Regions from separate parts of the Mus musculus genome. Here region 2 is linked to region 1. Evidence: chromatin loops called from intact Hi-C (ENCODE). Cell type or tissue: left cerebral cortex. All regions are shown on one strand.

Region 1 (8,000 bases):
TCCTTCCTCCTACTTTATGGAGTTTCAGGGATCAAATTGGGGCCTCCAGGCTTTCATCCTTGGCTCCACGTGGGTTTTAGCCCCTGAGCCACCTTTCCAGCTCAGGGTCTTGATTTTATCCTTTTTTTCTTCCAGATTCCTCCTCCCTCTCAGAGGCCCTCTGAGCCACCCTTACCCAGGGGTTAGTTTCAGCGTTCAGCTTTCCCAGCATACATTGCCTTTATCATAGGCCTGCAGGGACATTTCTGAGGCTGCTGGATCTCAGTGCTTACAAATGCTGCCTGTGAACCTGGTGCTCAGGGAGATTTCCTGCTGTCCCCCTAGGCAGTCTTGGCTCTGGCTGCCCAGACTCTCTGGGATGCTGCCCGGCTTCAGAGGCTGTATCTCATCTCAGCCGTGACACCCGGCAGAATCATGCATCCCTCCTGGGGGGTGGGTGGGCTAAGCAAAGCCTAGATGCTGTTGGCAGGAACGTTCAGGGTCCCCCAGAGGTGACCTGGGACTCTTGAGGCCAGTCTGTTAATTTTGCACAGATGTGGGATGCAGACTGCCAGGGACAGAAAACTGTCTAATCCAACCCTGAAGTGCAACATCTCAGGAAGCTGTGAAGAGAGAGACAAAAAGGTCAGGGAAGTCAGAAAGTAGGGCTGCAAGACAACGGCTTATCCCATAGCCCTACCTGCTAGCATGGGGCCTGTCTGTAGTTTATGTATGTGAGTACACTATCACTCTCTTCAGACACACCAGAAGAGGGCATTGGATCCCATTTCAGATGGTTGTGAGCCACCATGTGGTTGCTGGGAATTGAACTCAGGACCTCTGGAAGAGCAGTCAGTGCTCTTTAAACTCTGAGCCATCTCTGCAGCCCAGCCTATCTGTATCGACTTTATATCCAGACACTGACACGGGGTTTCAAAAGTGTACAGTTGGGTGGTTGTTGTTTGTTTGTTTGGTTTTGCACATAGCTTTGTAGTTGAGTAAAATAGTCCTGCTGAAAGTTACTGGCAAGATGGCTCAGTAGGTAAAGCACTTGCCTCACAAGCTGGCAGATCAGAGTTTGAACTCCAGGAACCACATAAGAGAAGGGAAGTTATAGTGCTACATGCTGGTAAGCCAATTGCTGAGGCTGCACGGTGAGTCCCTGGGGCTCCCTGGCCAGCTAGCTCAGCCTACAAGCTCATTGAGAGACCTTGCCTAAAACAAACAAGGGGTGTAGCATGTGAGTGAGGATAGCCTACACACACACACACACGCACACGCACACGCACACGCACACGCACACGCACACACACACACACACACACACACAAGCACGTGCATGTCTACATGCACAGAACAAGAGAAATGAAACTGAAATTGCTCTGATCTGAAATACCCCTGGAGCTGTAAAGGATGCGACAGAGATGTAGATGTGAGCTGTAGATGATGTGAGCTGTAGATGTGAGCTGTAGATGTGAGCTGTAGATGTGAGCTGTAGATGTGAGCTGTAGATGTGAGCTGTAGATGTGAGCTGTAGATGTGAGCTGTAGATGTGAGCTGTAGATGTGAGCTGTAGATGGTGAGCTGTAGATGGTGAGCTGTAGATGTGCTCCAGTTGGTTCTGTATCTCAGGGAAAGTCCTTCCTTCTGTGTCCTGGCCCCAGGGCTGGAAAGAGGCTCTGAGAGAAGGACAGCTTTCTAGTTTTCAGGGACATGGGGACATGGTTGTAGTCCTCAGTACTTGGCTTACCAGAGATCAAGTGCCTGTGGTTTCTAGATTCCCTTCCTCTTCTCTCCCCTCTTCCCTTTTTCCTTCCTCCCTCTCTTCCTCTCTTTCTCCTTTCCTCCCTCCATCATTTTCTCTCCCTCCCTTCTTCTTCTCCCTCCTTCTCTCTCTTCCTTTCTTCCTCCTTCCCTCCCTCCTTCCTTCCTTCTTTTCTTCCTTCCTCCATTCCTCCACTCATTATTCCCTCCACAGAGACCCCAGGTTGCTTGCCCCAGCTCTCAGCTTGCTTGCTTTCTGCCCACCCTGGCTTGTGTGCTCCTTCCTTCCTTCCTTCCTTCCTTCCTTCCTTCCTCCCTCCCTCCCTCCCTCCCTCCCTCCCTCCCTTCTTTCTTTTTCTTTCTTTCTTTCTTTCTTTCTTTCTTTCTTTCTTTCTTTCTTTCTTTCTTTCTTTCTTTCTTTTTCTTTCTTTCTTCATGAGTATTTTTCACTCCCCCCCATATTTGGGGGCTGTGGTGGGTTGAATGGGAGTGGCCCCCTTAGACTCATAGATTTGAATGCTTCTCATTGGAGAGTGGTGCTACTTGATGGGGGGGGGGTGCTTAGGAGGCATGGCCTTGTTGGAGTGGGTGGGGCTTGTTAGAGAAAGTGGGTCACTGGGGATGGGCTTTGAGGCTTCCAAATGCTCAAGTCAGGCCCAGTGTCACTCTCTGCCTGTTGCTTGTGGATCTGAGTAGAACTCTCGAGCTCTTCCTCCAGCATCCCGGCCACCTGCACACTGCCATGCTTCCCACCATGATGACAGTGGACTAAACCTCTGAAACTGCAACAGCCCCAACTGAATGCTTTCCTTTGTAAGAGTTGCTGTGGTCATGGTGTCTCTTCACTGACTAACCCCCCAACTCCAACAGGCCCTACAGTTTCTTTCTGCTTCTTCACTACCTCATCCTTGCTGTCACAGGACCTCAAGGCTCTGCCACACGGCTGGTGGTGTAGATTAAGTCAAGGTACGTGTTAAAGGGCAGCAGTAAGAATTCGTTCCTTCCTTTCAAATACTTAAATTTAAAAGCCTTGAGCCTTTCATCCTGAAATGAGAGTGAGGTACACGTTTTAGAGCTGGAGAGTGACTTCTGTCCAGATGATGTATTGGGTTCCTTCGACCACACAGTTGATACCATCCAGACCCCGCCATGCACAAGTCCAGGCTGAGCTTGTTCATGTGCACTGTGGCTCCAGAAAAAGATGGAGCCCATATCCAGGCATGACCCCAGTGAGTATTTATCTGAAGCGGGTAATGAGCGAGACTTTGGTCTTCTCACATCCAATTCTGTTGATGAACAATAGGCACTTAACGCGTGTCTGTTTGGGATGAAATATTGAGACTGCCAATGGAGGCAGCAGAGCACATGGTCCAGTGTTTAAAATACTGCTTATGAAATCTTACTGGAGAGGCCCCAGGGGAGCCTGGATTCTGTTATGAGAAACACTAATTAATTGAAGCCCTCTGTGGAGGTCACTTCTAAAGCCTCGAGACAATCTCTGTAGCAAATGGATTTCTCTCTTGCCTGGGGGGTGGGGGCATCACTTTCTGGAGGGACCTGCTGATGACGGAGGCTTTTAGAAGCTCTGGTTGCCAACACTGCAATCTAAGTGCCTATTCTAAGGGTGGGGGTTTGCCCTCCTCCTTTAAGATCTATACGGACGGCTGGTTTGATGGACCTGACGGACTGAGATGGAAGAGAGTTGTCTTCTGACCACCGCATACATGTTGTGGTGTGTGCATCCCCCCACTGTGCACATGTTTGCATGCACACGCACACACACACACACCAAATAACAATAATAAGGAGCTTTATGTATCCAGTATCAGTGAGCATCAGGGACATCGAGGCAGCACTGAGGAATGACAGTCCCGAAATTACTGAAGGTGGATGGCATCTCAGAATCTGGACTGGGACAGACCTAGGGTAGCATCTTAGCTCTGTTTCTTATGAACTCTGCAAGCGCGTTTATGTCCTTCAGTGTCACCGAGCCTTAGCTTTGGCTATGGGCTACAAGAATGGTCCCCTTTCTGAGTTTTGAGATCTAGGTGAGATGTCCATGCAGCGTTCAGCACAGACATTGAGACACAGACGAGGAAGTGTCCCACGGGAGAAAGGGGGGGTCTCAGGTTTAGTGAGTCCCAAAGGGCCTGCCTTGTGACCCATGGGCATTTACCTGCCATTGCAGCGTGGGGTAGAGCTCATGGTGGCAGAGTCTGGACTTCTAAGTGGATGCCTCTTCAGAGCCCGAACCCCTGATGGTGGGAGGCATGGGGTGGGGCACTCAGAAGCCTGCCATGCTGTGCAGCGCCCTCTGCTGACGTGTGAGAGTCTTTGTCCAGGCCAGAGCATGAGGTGATGGCTGCTGTGGAGAGCGTTGGTATAGAGACAGTGTGGGCTAGTGGGTGACTCAGAGCCCTCACCCCATTTAATCATTTTATGATTGAGAGGAGGCAGTGGTTTGTAAAGACTAGGTTTGCGGGCTGGGGGTGGTCCTTACTTGGCAGAATGCTTGCCTAACATGACTGACGCTCTGGGTTTGATTCCCAGAACTGCATAAACTGATGGCCACGTGGGAGGTCCAGAAGTTCAAGGTCATCCTAGGCTATGTAGCAATTGGAGGCCAGCCTGGGCTATGTGAGGCATTGTCTTGGGGGAAGGAAAAAAAAGGAAAAATTAGATTTGGCACCAGGGAGTTGGTTTAGTCAGGAGCTTAGGAAAGTACTGACTGTGGAAGGAGGGGGAGACAGGAGGATCCCTGAACTTCACTGGCCAGCCAAATTAGACAAACCAGTGAGTTTCAGGTTGAGAGAGAGAGAGAGAGAGAGAGAGAGAGAGAGAGAGAGAGAGAGAGAGAGAGAGAGAGACTCTCTCTAATAAAGCAAAACTGAAGAACAACTAGGGATTAGATCAGACATTGATCCCTACTGTCTGCACACACCTGTGTACACTTGTAAGCACACCTATACACACACACATATACCAAACTAGAAAAAAATAGATTTTGTTTCTTATAGCACAGCAAGTGGGATAGAGATGCAGGAAACTCCCACATACCTGCTGCCTTCACATATGTGCAGCCTCCCTGACTGTCAACACCCCCAGCAGGGTGGGACATGGCTTTAAGGATCTGTCAGCCTACAGTTATAGATACTGTTATCACACGGGCCCCATGGCTTTCATTAGGGTCCATGTTTGGTGTTACATTTGTGTGTGGGCAAATACAGAATAGCTTGTATCTGCCATTAGTGTGTCTTTCAGAACAGTCCGTCTACTCCAAGCATCTTCTGTCTTCCACTGGTTCAGGATTCATCCCCTCTTCTCTGGTCTTCTTTTCAGCAAGGGTTGAATTATTTGTATACAGACAGCACTATGTACGGCCCATGTGTCTGTTTTTATCTGTTTGTGTGGTGATGCTATGGATGAAAGCAGCCCAGGGACCAGATGAAGAGAGCACACCCCACAAGATGTTGGCCCTTGTGACTGTGGAGTTTTGGTTTGATAAGTCTCCTCTTAGGGCAGAGTGTGTCTTAGAATTCTGGACCATCCCATTCCCCATATCAGCACCTCCTTTGCTAGCCCACTCCCTCCTCTGACTCCAGTGCTCTTTGTAAAAGATTTTATTATATTTAGTGTGTGTGTGTGTGTGTGTGTGTGTGTGTGTGTGTGTGTGTGTACATGCATGTGCACATGTGCAAGCCACAGCATGTATCTGGAAATTAGGACAATTTGTATGACTCAGTTTTTTTCTCCCACCGTGTGGGTTCTGAATCAAAGTCAGGTCCTTTACCTGCAGAGCCATCTTGCCAGGCCTGACCCCTGTGGCTTGTTTCCCATGTGCTCAGTAAATGCTCTGTGAATGTGTGAGTGAATACTGAATCCTGCCGAGCTGTTCTTATGGTTATCTGCCCACAGGCAGGCTTTGCCTGTGTCTGCTGCTACCCCCACCCACTCCCTGTCCGGCTGCTCCAAGGCCAGCACTGCAGAAGCCAGATTCCCTGAGGCTCGGAGGTCGCTTCCTGGCTTTATCTGGGCTGTTGTTCTGTGCTCCAGCTGCTAGCAGGACAAACTGACATTGTCCATGTAGCTGGTTCTGATACAAGGACTCACAGAAGTCAGAGGCAAAACACACAAATGTAACTAACTATGCTGGGGTTAGCCATTCCTGTTCTGAAGAGAGTGTGATGCACGGTGGAAGACACCTTTGGGGCCTGAGCTGTGACCTGGTTCTTAGCCTGGCTAGCTCCAACCCATTGAAGCTAGACCTCACTCCTATAGATTGGGAGTGGGCTAACTTGTTCTTGGTAACGTAGCTGAGAGGGATGGTAAAGCGGGATGCATTGAGCCCTTCTGGTAAGAACGACTAGTTAACTGCATACCGTATATGTTCCTGTGGCAAGCTTCTGTGGTAATATGTGAGAAGCGCTGGTAAGATGAGAAAAACGGCTGGCGGGACTTTGTCCACTTGATTTCTGGCTAGCAGACACTAGGCTAGTGAGAGTCAGTTCTGCAAGCTTTGCCCATCTGTGGGAGGGGGAGTTTGCAAGTTCTGAGACCGTAGGAAGATTGTCTTCTTGTTGATCCATTTTCCTCTCCTCTAGTTGGAAAATCAGCGGGCTGGACTGGGCTGGTGGATTTCTTTCCACTTTTGAAAATCCCCTTTCCTAGACTTCTGAATCGCATAAGGCTAATTTAATGTCTGCCAGGTAGAGGTAGGGCTGCCTAGCACTCCAGAATATACCTGCCCAGGCAGAGTCTGGGCTGGTGAGGGCAGGGGGGTGGGAACCTGGAGATGAAACTTGGGTTTGTTTTCATGGGAGACTAGGGTGTGGGCCTCCCCTTTCTTTTGGGGAGGGTGATGCATGGGGTGCCATGCATGGTAAGGGCACCTTCCTTAACTCTTCTGAGATGGAAAGAGGTTGAGAAAACCCCGGAGGGGAGGGTGTTTACTGGAAAGACTGGCCTTCGCTTGGATCAGGGGCTTGAGGAGAAGGGATGATCTAAGCCCATAACCCTAATTTAAACTTAGGAAAGGGACTGCCTAGAGGGACACACACACACACACACACACACACACACACACACACACACAGAGAGAGAGAGAGAGAGAGAGAGAGAGAGAGAGAGAGAGGGAGAGGGAGAGGGAGAGAGGGAGAGGGAGAGGGAGAGGGAGAGGGAGAGGGAGAGGGAGAGGGAGAGGGAGAGAGAGAGAGAGAGAGAGAGAGAGAGAGAGAGAGAGAGAGAGAGACAGACGAAAGAAGAGGCCACAGGGAGTTCTTGGCTGTAGTAAGAGTTTCCAAAGAGCCTCAACTTTTTCCAGCTTTGCAACTAAGTTAATAATATTCCTTGAGGTCACTTAAGACTGAACTTCTCAAGTTTAAATCTAACCCGCCTTTAAGAAAACAGTGTATCGAACTTACTGTGCAGGGGATTTCTCATGTGGTTAGCTTTTACAACCTACGTTAAGTGCATAGCTTAAATCAGAAGTTATGTACTCTTTCTTGCCCTTACCCAGAACAGTGTATGTGTGTGTTGTAGTATTTACTGAGAACTGTCGACAGGTCAGCAAAGATCCCATACATGGGGGATGCAGCATGTGGATGCAGGTTGATGGGATGTGGTTTTGTTTGCTGTTCTAGGTGCGCAAAGTAACTTCTTTCCTCATAAAACTCTTGAAGATTTCTGAAAGAACTCCTTACTTCTTTCCCATCCTAAGTTTTCTCCGTTGTTCATGAAAAACAGAGTAAATACTTTTACTAGGTACAGGTGCACGCGTGTGCGTGCATGCATGTGTGTACACACACACACACACACACACACACACACACACACACACACACACACACAGGACAGAACAGACGCCCAGCACAAGACATGGGTAGTAGGGACAGACGGATCAGACAGGTACAAGAGATAGATAGAGATAGGCCAGTAACCACAACCTACAGAGAGACAAAAGCCACAGGGAGAAAAATGAAGAATTTAAATTTGGGTTTGCTTTTGGTCAAACTAATCCAAGAGGAAGTAGCTTTTTCATTCCTTAAGGTGACATTGACACATTTTGGGGGGCCCCCTCTGAGCTCATCTTCAGTGTGCTAACTGATCTATCCGGCCTTGCTAGATTTTGATTTTTAGAAGTTCCCCCATCTCAGGCACCTGACTCATTTGTTTCATGACATTTGTGGATGTAGCACTGCTTCTAAGACATTGTAACTTCATGGGATGGTATGTGAATTTTGGGGATCAAACCCAAGTGG
Region 2 (8,000 bases), 60 kb before region 1:
CGGTTCTCAACCTGTGATTCGTGACCGCGGGTAAATACCTATTTCCAGTGGTCTGAGGGACTGAGACAGCACTCAGTAGCAAAATTAGTTAAGAAATAGCAACGGAAATCAATTTATGGTCGGAGGCTCCTAAGACCATCAGAAATATTTTTCCAATAGGCTGGTGGCCATGACCCACAGGTTGAGAGCCCACTGCCCTACGGATTGCTTTCCTGCAACATGCCAGCTTCACAGACTGACGGGAAAGGAGATGCCTTTCCTCTGCTGTTGCGTCCCTAAGACTTATGTCAGCACAGACGCACTCGCACTCGCAGGACAGAAACCTGCAACTGCGCTGGTGGCCCTGACACAGGATGTGCCCACCACAGCCCGGGGTGTGTGATCACCTCCAGCCCGGGGAAAACCAAGCAGCGTCGAAGCTGCTTTCCCAGGAAATCCTCAGGACAGATTTATGCTACCCGCTTGCCTTGCCTGCTTCTCCCAATTCCCTACTTCCTCCTTAGAGACCAAGGAGAGAAAAGCAGGGCTGCTTTCTCTCAGGGACTCAATCAGCAGAGGCATGCTGGGAAATCAGCTCCAGCTAGCTGTTCCTCACACCTGGGATCGCTTTTAATCACCGCTCGCGATAATGCATCTGCTCTCCCAACAGATGCTCTGCGGTGTCTGTGGTCTAGCTTTCAGGCTTGCGAGACCAGAGACCGCTTTCGCCATGATATGGGGTGCTAAGGGCTTGACCCTGTCACATTTCAGCTGCTAAATTTCCTCTTCAACTGTAAGGACTGAATTCCCTCCCTCCCCCCACCCCTCTCGCTCTTGTTTCCCCTGCAAAAGGATTTACATTCTAAAAGAAATCTCAACAGTTTTTGATTTTGTTTTTGTTTTTGTTTTTTTTTAAAGCTAGATTTGATTCTTTCTTTATCTTCTTTCTTCCAACTGTTCTCATCTGCCTTCCTTGGCTAGAGGAGGCTTATAAATATTCATTAGCTAGTTTCTAACTTCACAGGTGAGGACAGACGTTTCAACAGAGATCCTGTCAATTCTATAGCTTCCTGCATGCAAAAGGGGGCGGAGGGGGGAGACAGTGCAGGCTCTCCTCCAGTTCTCCCAATAGATACCAACTGATCTGTGTGGACTTTAAGTACCAGCCGTGGAGAGAGAGTCTGATGCCATTTCTTTGCTAACCAAAATGTACGTGAAGACATCATAGACAGTTGGTTAACTTCTAACTTACTGTCTTGCTGCTGAATAAAGGGAAAGGAGGTGTGTGTGTGTGACACGTGTGGCACACGTGTGTTGTAGATGCACATGTATGTGTGTATGTGCGTGTGCAGGCCATAGGTTAAACCTGGCTGCTGTTTTTCAGATTCATTCACCTTAATTTCTTATTTTTTATTTTCTTTGAGACAGAGCCCCATCATTGACCTAGAGCTTGCCCAGTAGGCTATTCCAGCTGGCCGCCAGGCCCAGGACTCAGTTCTGGGAGTTCAGGTGTAGAACTGTACTGGTGTTTGAATGTGGGATTTGATGACTCAGTTCAGGCCCCCGCACTTACACCACAAGCACTTTGCCCACTGAACTCTGATTTCTCTAGCCCGAAAGGGCTTATTTTTGTCTCTCTTCTGAGGATTAGAGAAATCACAGGATGCTAAGATGTCCCATACCATATGCTAACGATGGAGACCTGACCCGCATTCCCATGCAGTAAACAACTTAGGAGGTCTTGCTCCCCAGCTGTGGTCCTCGAAATCTGTATACTCATCTCCATTATTATTCAGCCTGACTGTGAGTTTTGCAATGAGAAATGGAAAATTTAAACCAGATGATCAAAAAAAAAAAAAATATCATGCAGCTCCGGGTATAATGAAAGACAGGCTTGTACTCTTAGATGCAATCTCTTTCTCCCTCTCTCTTTAACACACACACACACACACACACACACACACGCACACGCACGCGCACGCGCACGCACACACACACACACACACACACACGCACACGAACCTCTATGTATGTACACTCCACACGTCTAAATTTAAATTTTCATTTTACATTTAATGATAATACTCTGTTGACTGGCTCCGTACTGTCTAATGGCAAGGTTAGCCAGGGAAACACCATGTTTACCTTTTTGCACTTAAGAATGAATAGAAACACTTAGGAAACATCTGTATGGTTATGGTTGTTCAGAGACTCTCCTGATCTATTAGCACTTCTAACAAGGCATGGCTAGCGTTAGCAGGAAGCACGTGCAGAAGGGAGAGCTGTCCATGGAGAGAAGAGCAGGATCGTCCCTCTGGAAACTGAGAGGTAGTGGCTACGCTTGCTTTGGATGGTCCTGTATGCCAGGCATCAGAGATTCAGCGTGGAGTGTCACACCAGATTAATTGTGAATCTCTAAAATAAAGAACAACAACAATAGGGTGGACTTCCGAATTCCCTTCTCTGAGAGTTCCTTGTACTGGACTCTGACATTCGGAAGGGTGCTGCGAGGGCCTGGAAGAGGCCCTTTGAAGATGTCAGAGGAGCTCTAGCTGTGTAGCCATTCATCATGGAGACTTAGCTCCTAGCAGAGATTCCAAGACCTTCCAGTTTGGGTACCTGGATCCTTAGGACTAGATGCTCACCTTCTAAGGTCACACAGGGCTAGCGATTTTTTTTTTTTTTAATTTTACTTATTCCTAAAATAGTTCTTTTGAGCACCGGATGGTGGGGAGCTGTTAGATGGAACTGAGAGCTCTCCTTTTTGATCCTTCTATTTAATAACCACATCACAGACACAAGACACATTTCTCTCCATTCCTCATCTCACTAGCCAGCCATTGCCTCAGGGGACTAGGGCTCTGGGAAGCCAGACCAAAACCAATTTTTTTTTTTAAGTAAAGAAAATTAATGATCTATTGATGGAGTAATACATCTTTCTGCAAATCCCAGGAGGTTTCTGATTCTTCGCTTTCATGAAAATTAAGAAAAGACCTAATCGAGTTGCTAGAGAATTCAATCATTAAATAATTTTGATGATCGATCACCTCATCAGCGCCAGCCTGAGTAATTAGTGCTTCCATGCTGAAATCCTTCCCATTATAGTTTGCCTCTTTCCATGAAGAGGGTCTCACAGGACGTGTAACAGTGATGTCAGCAATGATCGCAAGGGAGGAATAAGGTTGGGAAGACCTGTCTGCTTTGGGTAGAGGTCTCTGGGATTGTGTTTTCTCTGATGTAAGTGTACATTTTGTGTTTAATGATTACTTATACAATTATGTATTTGTGTTGTCTTGATAAATTGCCTGTTTATAGTAATTCATGATAATTCAGTCAGGAAATATTTCTTTGCCGCCTTCAACACCAAAGCCACAGGAAACTAAAAAAATAATTCCATTTATATCCATATTTTTATTTGCTACTTATAGGAGACCAAAAAGAATTACAAGACAGTGCACTTTTTTAAACCTAGAAATCAGGAGTCAGAGGTGACAGATTTCTGTGAGTTTGAGGCCAGCCTAGTTTTCAGAGTGAGTTCCAGGACAGTCGTGGCTGCATAGAGAAATGCCATCTCAAAAAACAAAACAAAACAAACAGCAAAAAGAGAAAGAAAAAAGAAAAGAAAAAAATAAAGTTAACAGAATAATTTTGGTCTATTAAAGATGAGGTTGTATATGTATGTGTATATACATATATGTGTGACTTATGATAAACATCACATTTTTATGGCATTTAATGTCTTCAGGGGATATTTACTTGTTTACTTACTTTAGTTTGAAACAGTTGATCATTATGACCCACATAATGGAGGATGGCCTTGAGCTCCTGGGCCTCTTGCCTTTACCTTCCAAGTGATGGGATTACAATCACGCACCATCACACCTGACTTTTACAGGAAACATTGGAAAAATTATATTTGCCTTATTTTATTTATTTATTTTTAAGCTTTTGCCCATGTAGCGAATGGGTGTGCGCACGCGTGTAGTGGTGAGGGGTCATGATAGGTGTCTTCCTCTATTGCTTACCATCATAGCTTTTGAGGACGATCTTTCATTGAAGTCAGAGTTGCCAACTGCACAGGATGAGCTAGTGACCATGCTCCAGGGACCCTCTTTTCTCTGCCTGGCCAGCAGGAGAAGTATGAGCCCACGCTGCCATTCTCAGCGTTTTATATGGTCCTGGGAGACATGAACGCAAGTCTTTGTGCTTATATGGCAATCATTTTACCTCCTGAACCATTGTCCCAGCCCAAAGAGTTTTATTTTTAAATATTCTGTGTTTCCAGCTCACCAGAAGTTATCTCCTTGGCAACCATGCAAAGTCACGCAGAAGCATTTTACTTCTTTACCAAATGAGAAGTTGAAGGTCTCTGCCTCGCTGCTGACAGCGCGTAAGGAGAAGCACAACAGAAACCAGCAAGGGTCTGCCAGAGAGTGCTAGGTCAGACAGTTCTAGGTTTCACCTTAACTGGGCCGTTCTTACATGCCTTTCATATTTAACAATCAACCTTTTGGACAGGATCTTGAGATGATTTTCTGGTTTGAATGTGTCCCTTAAAAACATGTGCTAGAAACTTCAGCCCGATGCAAACATTACTTGGAGGTGGGACTTCGTGAGAAGAGTCAGGCTACAAATGCACCCACAAAAGCGTTACCACTCAGCCACTGTTTGCCTTTCTGCCAGAGGATGGTTTAGTGCACGAGCCATCACTGGAGTGGCAGCTCCTTCATCCGGGACTTGCCAGGCTCTAGAACGGCAAACCAACACATTTCTATGCAGTACATGTTACTGAGCCTCAGGCATCTTGCTATAGCAGCACATTATTGATTTGAACAGACCACATCATGGAAGTTACCCCGAGGAAGCTGGACTCCACACTTCCTGCATCAAAGCGTAGAGAATTTTAGTGGAAAGCTCCAAGTTAGTACTGGTTCCCAAGCGCTAATGCATGCAGCACCTTTAGAGACATTTTGTAAACTGTCATTCTCTAAGTTCTTCTTCCTATCTATCATTGGGTGCATTCTTCACCTCCACCTGCTGTGACAGATAAAAAAAAAAAAGGATCTCAGGGGATTCAGGTGATTTGCTGATAATTGCACAGCAAGAAATGGCACAGTTAACATTCAGATCCATGTCACTGGTGTTTAAACTCCATTTTAACCACAACATCTCCTTGCTTCCAAGGAATTTACTATAGTGTAACGCCAAAGGAAACCAACTGGTATCTCCTAGTCTGGGTGGCCCACTCAACACCTAGTGAGCCCAGCCTCTGGGATGGCAATGGGTGTTCCTTGTCTCTTTGTCTGATGGCCAGACCACTCTCTGCAATCCCCTATCAAGGTTCTCTGCCAGACACTTGGACTAGACTCCCAGACAGTGAGGGGGGAATAAACACACAAGGTTACTTAATGTGGAACAAGAGCTTATTCTGTGGAGCCAAGAGAGGAGAAGTATAAATAAACAGTCACATAAAAATGTGCAGGATCTGCCATGAGTGGTGTTTCAGTCTGTGTAGTTAGTTGTACTAGAATTAAGCCTTGATCAGATGTCAAAATACCATTCATCTTGTATTAATTTTTCAGTACTAGTACAAGGCCGAGTGCCAGGTTGGGGAGATGGCTCAGTGGGTAGGAGTGCTTGCTGCACAAGCTGGAGGACTTGAGTTCAGATCCTCACTACCTACAAAAAAGCAGATATGGCCATGTGTGTTCATAACCTCATTGCTGAGGGATGGAGACAGGCTGATCTTTGACACTCATTAGCTAGGCAGCCCAGTGGGACCAGGAAGCTTCAAGTTCAGAGAGAGAGAGGAGAGAGAGAGGGGGAGAGAGAGAGAGAGAGAGAGAGAGAGAGAGAGAGAGAAGAGGAGAGGAGAGAGAAAGGAGAGAGAGGGGGGAGAAGAGAGAAAGAAAGGAGAGAGAGAGGGGGGAGAGAGAGAGGGGGAGAGAGAGAGAGAGAGAGAGAGAGAGAGAGAGAGAGAGAGAGAGAGAGAAGAGGAGAGAGAAAGGAGAGAGAGGGGGAGAGAGAGAGGGGAGAGAAGAGAGAGAGAAAGGAGAGAGAGAGAGGGGAGAGAGAGGGGGGAGAGAGAAGGGAGAGAGAGGAGAGAACAAGTGAGAGAGAGTGCGAGAGAGCAAGCATCTCAAGGACATAGGGGTGAGAGTGATAGAAGAAGACACTTGATGTCCTCTGATATAAATGTGTGTGTGTATGTGTGTGTATGTATGTGTGTAAATATGTATATGTGTATATGTGTGTGTCTATGCATGTGTGTGTGCATATGGAACCCAGGACCTTCTGCATGCTGGGTAAGCTCTATCACTCAACTTCACCTGAACCTAAGAATAACTTCAAAAGACTTTTTTAAAAAATTAGTTAATTAATTAGTTGATTAATTAATTAAATTCACATCCTGACCACAGTTTCCCCTCAACCCTTCTTCCTAGTCCTCCCTTTCCCATCCACTCCTCCTCCCTTTCTCTTCAGAAAAGGGAAGGCCATTCACGGATGCCAACCAGCCTTGGCATATCATGTTGCAGGAAGACTAGGAGCATCCTCTCCTACTGAGACTGGACAAGGCAGCCCAGTAGGGGAAAGGGTCTCAAAAGCAAATGAAGACCAAGCTACACTACTTTTACTTATGTGCAGAGGGCCTAGGTCTACCCCATGCAGGCTCCCTGATTATTGGTTCAGCGTCTGTGAGCCCTATGGGCCCAAGTTAGTTGATTCTATAGGTTTTCTTGACCCCTCTGGCTCCTTCAATCTTTCCATCCCCTCTTCCACTGACTTCCCCAAGCTCCACTTAATGTTTGGCTGTGGACCTCTGCATCTGATTCCATTAGTTGTTGGGTGAAATCTCTCTGATAGTAGTTATGCTAAGCTCCTTTCTGCAAATATAATACAATTTTTTTTTTGAGACAGGGTTTCTCTGTATAGCCCTGGCTGTCCTGGAACTCTCTCTGTAGATCAGGCTGGCTCTGAACTCAGAAATATGCCTGCCTCTGCCTCCCAAGTGCTGGGATTAAAGGCATGTGCTACCACTGCCCAGCCGTATAATACAATATTATTAACAGTATCAGGGGTGGGCTCCTTCTCATGGCATGGGTCTCAAGGTGGACCAGTCATTGGTTGGCCATTCCTTTAATTTCTGCTCCATCTTTACCCCTGCACATCTTGTAGGCAGGACAAGGTATAAGCTGAAGGTTTTGTGGCTGGGTTGGTGTCCCAGTTCCTCTATTGGAAGTCTTGAAAATCAAGCTTCCTATCTTCCGTTATTAGTAGTCTTAGCTATAGTCACCCTCATAGGTTCCTGGGATTTTTACATTGCCCTAGGTTTCTAGCTTGTCCAAGAGATGCCCCTCCCCATTCAAGTTGTCCCTCCCATTACTTTCTCCCTCCATTTTCTCCCCACCTAGCCCCTCGTGTTCCTATCCCTATGACAATCTTCTTCCTGATCCAGCCTTGATGTCATTCTGTTTCCCCTTCTCAGTGAGATTGAAGTATCACCCCTTAAGCTCTCTATCTTAGTCAGGGTTTCTATTCCTGCACAAACATCATGACCAAGAAGCAAGTTGGGGAGGGAAGGGTTTATTCAGCTTACAATTCCATACTGCTGTTAATCACCAAGGAAGTCAGGACTGGAACTCAAACAGGTCAGGAAGCAGGAGCTGATGCAGAGGCCATGGAGGGATGTTCTTTACTGGCTTGCTTCCCCTGGCTTGCTCAGCCTACTCTCCTATAGAACCAAGACTACCAGCCCAGAGATGGTCCCACCCACAAGGGGCCCTTCCCCCTTGATCACTAATTGAGAAAATGCCTTACAGTTGTATCTCATGGAGGCATTTCCTCAACTGAAGCTCCTTTCTCTGTGACAACTCCAGCTGTGTCAAGTTGACACAAAACTAGCCAGTACACCCTCCTTGTTATTTAGCTTCTTTGGGTCTGTGGGTTTTACCATGGTTATCCTTTAATTCATAGGTAATATCCATTCATAAGTGAATATATACCGTGTTTGTCTTTCCTCA

The links. Peaks named below come from ENCODE experiments on the same cell type or tissue, not always from the same donor. Only the 100,000 strongest peaks of a DNase experiment are listed, where the experiment ranks them.
Region 2: it touches region 1 in a loop (2.6-fold over the local background); 3 of 42 quality-filtered maps call a loop at or near these places.

What each region holds. Positions count from the first base shown.
Region 1 is chr2:5,157,271-5,165,270 of GRCm38, forward strand. All of the region lies in intron 2 of Ccdc3 (coiled-coil domain containing 3), which reads left to right. Among named protein-coding and RNA genes, the nearest start is that of Ccdc3, 23 kb to the left of the region's middle. In left cerebral cortex, a CTCF peak has its summit at 4,062 (motif pointing left); DNase peaks (open chromatin) are centred at 4,381, 4,827, 5,664 and 6,277; H3K27ac peaks cover 560 bases.
Region 2 is chr2:5,097,646-5,105,645 of GRCm38, forward strand. Gm39755 (a long non-coding RNA gene) reads right to left here and starts at 5,793. Exons shown (of 3, transcript XR_865945.3): 1 at 4,005-5,793; 2 at 3,748-3,865; 3 at 3,371-3,550. In left cerebral cortex, no CTCF peak of the experiment used is centred here; DNase peaks (open chromatin) are centred at 497, 1,104, 4,328 and 4,577; H3K4me3 peaks cover 290 bases; H3K27ac peaks cover 343 bases.